Regions from separate parts of the Mus musculus genome. Here regions 1 and 3 are each linked to region 2. Evidence: chromatin contacts called from ENCODE Hi-C or POLR2A ChIA-PET data. All regions are on one chromosome and are shown on one strand. The core of a region is the stretch at or near the end of the contact, and the rest is flanking DNA. Distances in the headings are between cores, read along the strand shown.

Region 1 (3,933 bases), core at 801-3,300, 140 kb after region 2:
CATCTATGAGCCACATTACCTAAATATTAAGAAATATATGTATCTATGTTTTGGTGTGTGTGTGTTTTGAGAAAGGGTCTCATTATGCAGTTCTGACTGGCCTGAAACTTGCTATACGGACCAAGCTGACCTCAAACTCCCAGAGATCCATCTGCCTGTATTTCTGGAGTACTGGGATTAAAGGCATTCCCATCACAGCCAGCAAGATTAAAAACAAAACAAAACAAGACAAAACAAAACATAATCTAGTAAAATGTCAAATAGCTAAAATGTAAAATGTCTGCTACAAGCAGAAGATCAGGTTAAGTGCTATGGAAACTTACAAGGAAGAGTGAGTCAGGTGGTGATGCTCAAACTGAGAAAATGATACAGAAAACACCAAGTTACAACTTTTAAGACTTCAGTTCTCTTCTGTGCTTTTGCATTATTTGTTTTTAGGTCTTATGGTTTATATAAACATCAAAACTACAAGCTGATTGATATATTCAGATCAAAATGACAATTCCATCAAATCTTAAGTAGCAGATTTAATTTTATCAATGTATTTCCCAGTACCTCTAACACGTTAAGCCTCATTTTTTTCATTTTACTGAAATGAATTCAATTATTTCTTTTATCACGTGCATAAGTGTTTTGCCTGTGTATGCTCTAGTTCTCTGGCCTCAATTTCCATAACTGGTGACATTACAGGCCTGCACCACATCTATCTTGGTTTTATTCCCCACCCCACTTGGCTTTTTGAGTCAGGGTCTCTGCAGCCCTAGATGTCCTGAAACTCAGTATGAAGAGTAGGCTAGCTTTGTAGTCACAGAGTGCCTCCTGCCTTTGCCTCTCAAGTGCTGGGATAAAAGGTGTGCACTGCCAAGGTTAAAGCCAATTTCATCATTTTTAAAGTTTTGTTCTCAAAAGTCTATGTTAAGTCTGGATGTGATGGCAAACACCTTTAATCTCATTACCTCAGCGTTAGAGGCAGGTGGTCTCTTTGAGTCTGTGGCAAGCCTGGTCTACATAGCGAATTCCAGGCCAACCAAGGGTTGTCTCCGAAGTTAAAAAAAAAAAAAAAAAAAAAAAAAAGCAAAAAAAGTCCCCATCAGGGTACTACTAATCAAGTTATCTTACTATATATAAACGAACATGAAAACAGCTAAACTAGAAGTGTTTTTGAAAATTATGTCAAATGCTGGGTCCTTACCCCTACCAAATAGAGAATTGCCAATATTGGGAGACTGGAACATAGAGGAAGGGTGGAAGAGTATACAAATTCTACTAGACTTGAATCAAGACACCTGGATTCTCTTCCTCTACCTACCTCCCACTAATAAAGCCTCTGTACTTGAGGCAGAGTGGGGGCGATTGACAATTTAAACGCTTATGGCTCCAGTTACTCAGAAATTCAATCTTTCTCACCTAGGTTTACACGGAACAGAAAGAACCCTTCATTTTATTTATCAGACAATTGTCAGTGTCTTAAAAAGCTAAACACAGTTCTGACTCACTCAACCCTCTGGTTGAACCCTAGACAAAACGTGTCCTGTAGAGTGGTCAAGGAAGTGACGGGGAGACCTCACTGAAGTCCCCCCAAGGCACCACCCTGCAAGGGTCTGCCTACCGCGGGCTGCTCACCTCCACCCAGCGAATGAATGAGTAGCACCGGAGAAAGCGAGGTTCACTCAATGTGGGCTGCGACCCGAGACCCCTCCGGCCTACGCCCCACACAGTTGGATCCCCTCCCAGGGCCTCCCGAGCCAGGCCGCAGGCCCCGGGCCCCGCCCCCTCACGCAGGCCCGAAGGAGCGCGCCCGGCACGAGACTCGGCGGCGGAGAGGGCCCCGGGCGTCCAGCGCAGATGCCGGTACAGAGAGGAAGATCTACCCGCCCAGCCCCGGCAGCGCTCCCGACTTACAGCGGTGCGTCTGGAGTGAGAGCCCAGGTCCGCCCGTCACCCGCCGCTCACCGCGCGGCCTCCAGAAAAACCGTCGTCGCCGCCGCCGCTGCCACCGACCGCCGCTTCGGGCGCAGCGCGCAGAGGCCTGACTGCGTCACACGCCGTCCACCGTCAGAGATCGGCTCCGGCCGCTCCGCCCTTGGCGGCCGGGCATTGGCGGGCCGGTCCGCCACTCGAGGCCCACACCGTTATTCATTGGGTGACGATCCTTTTGAAACCGAACGTGGAGGCGGTCTCTGATTAGGAACGGAGGGGAAGAGGAGGAGCGTAAGGAATTGCCGGGAAAGGGGGGGGGGGGGGGGAAAGGAGGGACGATGGGGAGGGATGTAGAGTCCCACTCCCTCTGCCGCAACGGTTGGCTGAGAGAGGCTCATGACGTCACACAGGCCCCTCGAAGAGGGCTGGTGCGTGGCTAGAGGAGTGAGCACCAAACCGCAGTGACGCTGTGTCCAGGCCCCGCCCCCTTCCTTGGAGCGCGGAGACTCGCTACGGAAGCTCCGGCCAATCAGAAGGAAGTCCCAAGGATGACCTGGTAATTGTTCTATCCTTCTCTAGCTCCTGTCTGCGGGCAATGATGGGAAGGCTCCTTGGCCACCTAGCTTGCACTTGGAGAGCCGGAGGACCCTTCCTGGAAACCCATCAATCCACAGATTGTCTGCAGACACTCCACTCCCCACTGTTCTTTCCAGCGCAAGCCAGCCCTCGCCGTACACTTTCCCCCTCTGAATCTCTAGAATAGACCTGAGCAATGGATTTGCCTTAACAGAGCTTGAGCCCAATGAGGAGATTCTTGGCCCTTCAGCCTCAGCTGCACTTTCAGAATCTATACTTGTTCTGGGTTTCTTGCGGCCTTCTCCAGGACACATTTGGTAACCTTTACAAGTCCCGGTGAAGTTCAGGCAGTCTGCTTGTAAAGACCTTGTTACTTTGTATCTTATTTATTTTCCGTTCTATGCCTCCTCCCTCCCCTGATCTGGGCCAAAGCTTCATTTTCATCCTTTTGGTGTCTTTTCTCCTAGGATCTAGCAGAGAGCAGAAGAGTGGGCATGTTCTAGAAACCAGACCTCTCTAAATTATTGAGGTCTCACAGATAACAGGAGCTGTGTTAAAAAAAAAAAAAAAAAAAAAAAAAAGAGGTACATACTACCTCTCCACCACGTCCTGGGAAATCAATATAGAACTGAAACGAGATTTGCTAAGAATTTTAAATGATTCCCTCAAACAAAAACATCTTAAAGGAGCTGGAGAGATAGATGGGCTCAGCGATTAAGAGCACTGGCTGCTCTTCCAGAGGTCCTGAATTCAATTCCCAGCAACCCCATGGTGGCTCACAACCAACTGTAATGGGATCTGGTGCCCTCTCCTGGTATACATAAAATAAATAAATCTCTTTTTTTTTTTTAAAGACAGTAAATGGAAGAAACATAATATATTGTCGATGTTCAGTATATACTTGAAAGAATAATGTATAAATCGCCTAACAGGAAAAGCTAGTTTGAACATCCATCTGTAACCACCATCCCTAAACCACTCTGTCCAAACACCCTGCTTTTCCATCACTCCTCCTTGCCTTTACTCTAAATCAGAAAGTCATTAGGTGGGGTATAATAGCCAAGATCTGTAATTTCAATTCTTAGGTAGCTGAGGTAGAATATGAAGCTGAAAGCCAGCCTGAAATACATGAAACTGTCTTAAAAACAAAATAAACAACAGTACTCAGGGTTTTATTTTTGAATCTTTACAGTGGCTCTCTTGCCACCATCCAAACCTCTGATTTTTTGGTTCTTCAGTCTTGAAATGCAACTACATTTAAACCTGCCCTGGACATTTATTTTAGTGTTCTTAAGAGTTGGCACATAGTTGATGTACCTTACAATTTACATATTTGTTGCATAGGTGAGTGAATTATTGTTTTAGCAGCAAAATAATAGAATTGTCGAACTTCAGAATCAGAGAACCCCCAGTTTAAATCCAGGCCCAACTATGATA
Region 2 (3,723 bases), core at 374-2,873:
AAAAACAAATTAGACTCATACCATACCAAGTAACTGTCATTCCTAAACCTACTCCTTGCCTCAGGCTCTTCACCAATCTAAACCACATCAAAGACATAGGAAGAGACTCTCCCTGACAATCACTACTCACTCTCCTAGTCCTCCGGTGTTATCTCTATCCATACGCTGGCACACAGAAGACCACAAAGCAACTCGACACTACCACTGACCACTTGGCCTCAGATTGCTCCTTATCGCTTACCTTCGTACTTTCCTTCAGAGCCCAGGACTTTTCATTTCTTTCAAGCTCAATGTCTCCTTCAAGGACCACTAGTAATTCAATACCTAGATTGCTAAACGCCTAGTAGATAAAGGGTTCATACCTTTTCAAGTTCACCTTGAAGGGACCGGTGAGAGAGGAGGGGGCGGGGAGGATGAACGAGAATAAGAATATGAAGTAGAAAACCATTCAACAACTGGAAAACTTTCCCTGGCTCTCTTCTCGGAACCACAATACACATAATGCAATGTCTCTTCTTATCCCATAACGACACTGTAGACTTTACAAGAGGAAGGTCTCTTGAGTTCCAAACACTTAACCCAGGTCTTGTCACAGAACTAAAAATGTTGGTTCAGTGAGCAAAATGGACTGTTTCTGCTACATGACTGTTCATTCATTCACAATCATTCATTCATTCATTCATTCGTTGACCAAAACTTTACTGAACATGCGATATGTACAAACCTTCAAATATAAGAATAAGATGGTTCCTGCCTATAATTAAAAGCTGTAATACTAGTATATTAGCATTGTGTCCCCAACCTCCACATCAAGCTGGTAGTCCTTTCCCACAGTGAAAGCCTCGGCCTTGCCTTACAGAAAAGTCCACGCCCCTCCAATTAATGCTACCTCTTAGCCCCAGAGCCTACCTTGGACCTCCGTCTTAATTACCTCAAAATCTTTAACGTCTCTCCCTAGCCTCTGCCCTGCCCTTCATCACCACCCTTAAAGCTACTGCCAACCTACTTCACCATGAACGCCTCGGGGTCCCTGAGTCAGAAGCCCTCAGATTTCCCTCACAGAAAACCCGCCTCCCCGTCAGCTCCCTTTTCCTCAAGATCTTTCCTGTTTCTCCCAGGACCTCCGGCTCCCATCCCTCACTTCCTCTCCCTCCACTTCCAAGCTGCCTTTCCTTTCTTGTCTCTCAATTCCTCTTACCTCATCTAGCTCCCTTTCCGCAAGAGCACCTCCTCCAACCTCCACCTCCACCACTGCCGCCATCTTCACGGCCGGCCCCCACCCCGGTCCCCCGCGAGCCAGCTGCTTCCGCCGCTCAAGCGCTTGTAGCCAATCGGAGGCGCGGCCTGGGCGGAGCAGCAAGACCGGCGGATGCCTGTGAGGAACCTAGAGACCGTCTACCTGCTCCTTCGGAATTAAGAAGGGGCGACTCGTGCGCTGCCAAGCTTCAGCAGGAGAGCGTTCTCGGAAAACGAAAAGTTGTTCTTGAACTATTTCATTGTAAACATGGCACCAGTCCGCACTGTGGAGAGGAAAAGGGAGAGTCCCTGAATGCGCAAATTTCGCGACACTCCCTCGCTTAGGACACGAGCAGAGACGCGTGTGCACTAAGAACTACATTTCCCATGCTGCACTGAGTCCGACCCGGAAATTTAAGTCCCACTCGCTAAGGGCGGACTGGAGCGTGTAAAAAAAAAAGAAAAAATATATATATACACGCACGCGGGGTTTTGTTATTTTGTTTTTAGATGTAGTAACTGCTGTATTTCCTCTTGGAAGTCGTCTTTCAGAAAAAGCGGCTCCCGTAGGACTCAAAACCCGTTCCTACAGTAGAAAGGCTTGGGGCCAGAAGGCGGAGGTCACGGAACGGAATTGGCGGGAGAATAAGATCCGGAGCTCCGGAGCTGAGGCTACCACGACGTAAAGTTTACGAACTCGGGTGAGAAGGGTTGGGATTTGTCATCTGGAGAGAAGTAGTGAAAGGGAGGAGGGTGGCCAACAAGAAAACGAACAGAGCACCCGGTTCCGGAGTTTTAAGCCTCAGAATCTGAGCGTTTAAGAATCAAATGGGACCTCAGTAAGTAGCAGATAATTGCTAATCATCTGGGTGTTTCTTCCTTTTACGTTAGATATGTAAGTAAGAATGAGTCAAACAAAAAACCTGTTCTCCAGGAGCTCACAACCTTGTCAAGACATAACCATATAGTTGTTACTGGGGAGGCACTTGTTAAATATTAAGTAAGAATTAGCAGAATGGAGCTGTTGCTTTGATTAAGACGAGCATGTGTGTGACGTTTTAAAGAGAGCAAGTATTCCAAGCAGAAGAAATAGCATGAGAAGATAGGAAGAAAACTTAAGCGATGATAGATTGGAAAGCCACTGTGGCTAGAAATGAGTTAGGATTCATGGAATTATATGAGTAGGATATTGAAGAAAAAGTCAGATCTGAGGCGAAATTACTAGATCAAGACAGCCCTGGCATGAGCATAATGCCTGAGATACCAACATTTGGGAGGCAGAAGGATCTGGAGTTAAGGGTTGGGCTAAACAACACAGTAAGAACTTCATCTCAAAAATACTTTCTTGGGGACCAGCAAGATGGCTCAGTGTTGGAGCTGGAGGTATGGCTCGAAGATTAAGAGAGCTTTTTCAGGAGACCCAGGTTGAGTTCCCAACACTCACGTGACAGTTCAAAATCGTTTGGAACTCCATTTCCAGAAGATCTGACACCCTCTTCTGGCTTCCTCCAGCACTAGGCACACAGGTAGTACATATATGTGCATGCAGGCAAAATATTCTTACACATAAAATATAAATCCTCGGGGTGGGTTGGGGGGAGAAAAGATGGCTCAGTGGGAAAAGGCAGTTGCTACCAAGCCTAGTGGCGTGCATTCCGTCTCCAGAACTCGTATGGTGGAGGGAGAATCTGACTCTGCAAGCTCTCTTCTGACCCCTGCACATCCACCCACACACAAATAAATGTAAAAAATAAATTTAACCAGGCATGGTGGCGCACACCTTTAATCCCAGCACTTGGGAGGCAGAGGCAGGCGGATTTCTGAGTTCGAGGCCAGCCTGGTCTACAGAGTGAGTTCCAGGACAGCCAGGACTACACAGAGAAACCCTGTCTTGAAAAAAACCAAAATAAATAAATAAATAAATTTAATAAAAAATACCGGCTAGCTTGGGTTACATAGCAAATACAAGGTCAGCAAGGACTATGTAGCAAGATCGTGTCTTTTAAAAAAAAAGAATCTTGAGAGACCCTTACCTAAAGACATTCAGATATCATTAAACACTTGTTACTAATGAATTATTGAACCTGAATGATAAATACATAAGAGTTCATTTACTTTCTTGTGTTTTTGCAGATATTTAAAGTTTTAACCTAGTCCAAGCGTGGTGGGGCATTCCTTTAATCCCTGCACTTGGTAGGTAGAGCTAGGTGATTCGCTGTGAGTTTAGATACCTGGTTTACAGTTCCAGGTTTACAGTTACAGTTCCAGGACGATCAGAGCTGCTCTACAGGGAAACCCTGCCTTGAAAAGCCCTAATAAATAAAATTTTAGTCTGGAGAGCTGATTGAGTGAATGAAGTATGGTTTTTTTGGTGTGTGCAGAGCCTGAATTCAGATCCCCAGCACCCACATAGAAATGCCAGGAGGCTGGCTGTAGTGATGAAACCCTTTAATCCTGCATCCAGGAGGCAGGGGCCAACCTGGGCTG
Region 3 (4,283 bases), core at 901-3,400, 230 kb before region 2:
CCCACTCAGAAGACTGCCAAGTCTAGCTTTAGGCTCAGCACTCATCCACGGCCAGATAACCAGAGCTCAATCTAGAGCCAAGAGAGACTCACTCATTGACTCATGAAATGAAGGTTCTGAGGGCTGGCAAGATGGCTCAGCAGGTAAGAGCACTGACTGCTCTTTCAAAGGTCCTGAGTTCAAATCCCAGCAACCACATGGTGGCTCACAACTACCCGTCAAGAGATCTGATGCCCTCTTCTGGTGCCTGAAGACAGCTACAGTGTACTGATTTATAATAAATCTGCCGGCCTGAGTGAGTAGAGTTGACCAGAGCGAGCAGAAGTCCTAAATTCAATTCCCAACACCCACATGAAGGCTTGCAACCATCTGTACAGCTACAGTGTACAGAAAATAAATCTTAAAAGAAAGGAAGAAAAAGAAAGGAAAAAAAAATGAAGGTTCTGTCCCACACAGCTTCACCCTGTTGCCTCCCCCAAGTCTTCCTCCCAACACACACTATTCAACTCCACCCTACAATCATATATAGTCGCAGAATTGCCCAGGCGTCCAAACACTGGTCTCTCTGCCCCCTACTGCAGTGCTTTAAAACGAACTGCACTCATGTGGAGCATGCATCCTTTCCCTGTACATCTGGGAGAAAGTCTAAGCTGGTCTACCGCCGTCTGCCACTGTTTCTTGCCATCACACCCACCCTGAGCTTCAGAACTCTGGCCTCGGGCCTCAGAAAGTGCTCCAGGCACAGCAGGAAGTGCTCCCCTGTATCCTTCCTCCACCCAGCGATAAAGTCAAGGTCTCCCCTGGAGACAGGGCTGCAGCCCCACCAGCTACAGTCACCCCACTACCACGATTGCCACCACAACCAAGGAACACTCGGCGTGTGCCCGCCCTACTCACAGGACGCAGAGTGCGAAGGCCCCCGCCACGCTCTCGCTATCTCGCACCAGGAAGCTGCCATCGCGGCCCGCCCGAGCCAGGAGCTCCTCCGCAGCAGCGCGGCTCAGGTCACGGTGATACCAGGCTGGGGCCGGGCTGCCTAGCGCACCCCCGGGACTCGGTGTCCCACACACTGAGGCCATGGCCCACGCAGGGCTCAGCGCCGCCGATGCCTGCCGCTCCGCGCCATCCGCCCGGGGAAGCTTGAAGTCGAGGTTGGGCCCGGGTCCCGGGACTAAGGATCCACCAGCCCGAGAGAACCCAGTATGTGGGTTCCACGCTTGGCCGCGCCAACCGCCTGGATCTCCGCGCAGCCGCCGCCGCCCGCAGCGCCGGCCTCAACTTGAAGAGAAAGAAAAGTTTGTTCAGAGGCGGCGGGGGAGGGGCGGGAACGGAGCTAGGAGCTGGCCGGTCCCCTCCCCCTCCACTCGGCCCAGAGCCCGGGCCGCCCCTGCCCCCAGCCTCTCTCGGCAAGGACGATGCTCCGACAGCCCTACAGGACCCGCAAGACCAGCACCTCCCAAGTCCCACAATTATTTTGTCCCCCCACCTCAAGAAGATCCAGTTCCCCGGTACCCGCTCCGGGACAACTTGTGAGTCCAAGTTCTCGCTGGTGAATTCAATCCTTCCAACGATTCGCAATGAGATGACCCCTAATCCCTATGCAAATCTGATTCTACTACACACATCTCTTCTACTCGGCACCCCCACAGCCTTGCGGGATCAAGGTTCGGAAAGCAAGGCTCCAGGATAGACATCCACAACTACTACAACATCCAAGAGAACAAGTTCTCGTAACTCCTATAAGGTCAGAGGCCCCTTCAGACCTGAACCCCCCAAAACGATTCCTGACACATCCCACAAGATCCCAAAGAGATCCGATACCCCACCCCACACATACGCGCGCGCTCGAGGTGCCTTTCACGCACCGGTCCCCGCAGGCCCTCCAGCCTGGCAAAACCCTTCCCCCATCTCCACCAAATTGCCTGGCACCACGCCCCACACCCGCAGGCCCAGGTTTTGCAGTCCCAGACCAGGAGGACCCCCTCGACTACCTAGAAAAAAAGTTCCCTCAAGTCTCAGAGCCTCAACTACCGAACGCAGGCCCCACCTCTAGGGCGACTCGGGTTGACTCCTAGCCCGGGGAAGCCTCCCTGGACTCCCCGCGGCCACTTAAGATGGCCATCCGCCGCCACCGCGCACCCCGCGCCTTCCGCCCCGCCCGCGCCCCGCCTCGTCCGCCCGCGTCCCGGTCTCCGCCGCACGCCCGCAGAGTGACCTCGGGACAGCCTTGGCTCTTCAGTGCGCCCGAGCTTCTCGCTTTCGATAACTGGGGTAACGTTACGAGGGCGGGCTCATTGGGGCTCTGCCTGTAAAGCTCAGGGCCTGGCATGCAGCGTGCGCTCCGGGACGGCGGCTATTTTTATTATTAATTAAGGAGTAACGAAGGTGACAGCTGTGTAAACTGTAAAGCGCGACTGGGGACTGAACGGGTATTATTAGCACCGCCCCCGCTCCGGCTACTCCCTCCAAATCAACAAACTTGCGCTTCCGTGGGCCAGGTGCGAGCAGGGAGCTCCTAAGACTCTGGCTGCTAAGACCTCCCATCCACCGACCCCTGGGGCGGAAAAGGGGACCCGGCGGGAGAAGACGGGGCGGAACCCAAACAGGGCTTTGGCCCGCCCTATTTCCCCCCTAAAAAAAGACCTGGATGGTGGTGGCGTCTCCAAGGATTTCTCTTCCTGCCCCGCCCCTCTGCCCCCTGGCTCCTTAAAGGCGCAGGCCTCTAGCCGCTTGCCTACAACCACCAACTCCTAGAGTCTGTCAGGAGCATCCCTTTAACCTGGGAGAGAACTTTCGCTCTGGTAAATTGAACCTGTTGACCGAGCCTGGGGTCAACCCTGAGGAGTTTCCCTCTGTTTAGAGGATAAGCCAATTTGCATTGGCTTAACCCATCTAGAACAAAGCCTGGGACGTGACGGGTCTGTAGGGACCTTCCAGAACAGATAAATACAAAAACAGAGATCCTCCACCCACCTACCTGTTTCTCCTGGTCCTGCCAGGGCTTAAATAAAGTAACATCCTCCAATCTGTACCCAGCTCCTCCCGCCGGGAATGGAGGACGCCCACCCCAGATCCCGGGGGTGTGCAGTGGGGTCTTACTTTCCTATGCCTGTATTCCCGACCCACAGGAGGCAGAAGCAAATGGAACTCTACCTAGTTGTAAGCCAGCTTCCTTGGTCTAGACTTCCAGCCCATCCAAGACTACATAAGAGATGTGGCCTCAAAGAAAGAAAGGAGAACGAGTTGGAGAAAAGCTGTCACGACCCTCCAAAATCAATATATTTACAGCTTCCTGAGAGGACGGCGATGCTAAAGACTGTGTCATTGGGGTGAGATGGCTTAACAGGTAAAGGCGCTTTTGCCAAGTTTGAAGACTTTGAGTTGAACCCCAGGGACCCATGTGGTGGAAGGAGAGAGCTCCTGCATGTTGTCCTCTGACTTCCACACCTGTGCCAAGTCATCCATGCAGCCCACACACCTAGGCACACACTCAGAATAAACACAAATACAATTTAGCCGAAGGCTAGAGGGTGCTTCTGCCTCTGGGAAGCCACTAATAGTTTCTTTGGCTTCATCAGTAGGATACAGCACTGGGCGAAATGCAAGCTTTTGTTTCTTCTGTATCTTCCAGATTGACTTCCTAATGGACTATCCTCGTCCAAGGGACCCCAACCCAGTCAATCTATATCATAGTAGGCAGTGTGAATTTTTACCCCTTTCTCCAGAATCTCTGCTGGACTCCCGTTTCCAGCTTCCCCTTTGTAAGCTGAGAACAGAGCTAAGCAGACACATGATGGGAATAGGGAATGTGTTTTGTTTTTGTTTTTTTTTTTAATTATTTTATTTATTTATTTAATGTATATGAGCACAATGTAGCTGTCTTCAGACACATCAGATCCCATTACAGATGGTTGTGAGCCACCATGTGGTTGCTGAGAATTGAACTCAGAACCTCTGGAAGAGCAGTCAGTGGCCTTAACCACTGAGCCATCTCTCCAGCCCCCTGAGATGTATTTTTGTTTTTGTTGGACTCAAGCTCTCCAGGCAAGCACTCTTCCAACTGAGTTATGTTCTCAGCCCATGATGGGATAATGCTTGAGAATGATATAATTTAAAAATCCTGGATCTTCCTGTTATTTGAGAAGCAACTAGATTCCTACAGGCTACTGAAGCACAGACGCTCGGTTCATCCACCTTCTAGGAGGAGGGAACTTACAATGAACATTTGTATAGTGATGGTGAGTTTTGAAACACTATTTACTCTGACTGGAAAGGATCTGTCC

Evidence for each region. Hi-C counts contacts between places; a loop is a spot of excess contacts on that map. ChIA-PET counts read pairs that join two places held with the same protein, here RNA polymerase II (POLR2A).
Region 1: POLR2A ChIA-PET joins it to region 2 with 18 read pairs in embryonic stem cell. The contact joins the promoter of Nup98 here to the promoter of Xndc1 in region 2. POLR2A ChIA-PET finds 5 or more read pairs at or near these places in 3 of 5 experiments (Patski and embryonic stem cell).
Region 3: POLR2A ChIA-PET joins it to region 2 with 10 read pairs in Patski. The contact joins the promoter of Inppl1 here to the promoter of Xndc1 in region 2. A Hi-C loop is called at or near these places in 1 of 37 maps with a recorded cell type or tissue (heart). POLR2A ChIA-PET finds 5 or more read pairs at or near these places in 2 of 5 experiments (Patski and embryonic stem cell).

The regions. Positions count from the first base shown.
Region 1 is chr7:102,208,116-102,212,048 of GRCm38, forward strand. Nup98 (nucleoporin 98) reads right to left here and starts at 2,051. Exons shown (of 33, transcript NM_001287164.1): 1 at 1,903-2,051. It also overlaps a transcript of Pgap2 not described here.
Region 2 is chr7:102,063,868-102,067,590 of GRCm38, forward strand. It overlaps Xndc1 (Xrcc1 N-terminal domain containing 1), which reads left to right and starts at 1,624. Exons shown (of 11, transcript NM_001286689.1): 1 at 1,624-1,937. It overlaps Rnf121 (ring finger protein 121), which reads right to left and starts at 1,298. Exons shown (of 9, transcript NM_029211.3): 1 at 1,199-1,298. The coding sequence starts at 1,261. Xntrpc (Xndc1-transient receptor potential cation channel, subfamily C, member 2 readthrough) reads left to right here and starts at 1,624. Exons shown (of 22, transcript NR_104582.1): 1 at 1,624-1,937.
Region 3 is chr7:101,835,674-101,839,956 of GRCm38, forward strand. Inppl1 (inositol polyphosphate phosphatase-like 1) reads right to left here and starts at 2,151. Exons shown (of 29, transcript NM_001122739.1): 1 at 2,048-2,151; 2 at 898-1,278. The coding sequence starts at 1,079. Gm10602 (a long non-coding RNA gene) reads left to right here and starts at 585. Exons shown (of 2, transcript XR_003946663.1): 1 at 585-1,744; 2 at 3,129-4,283.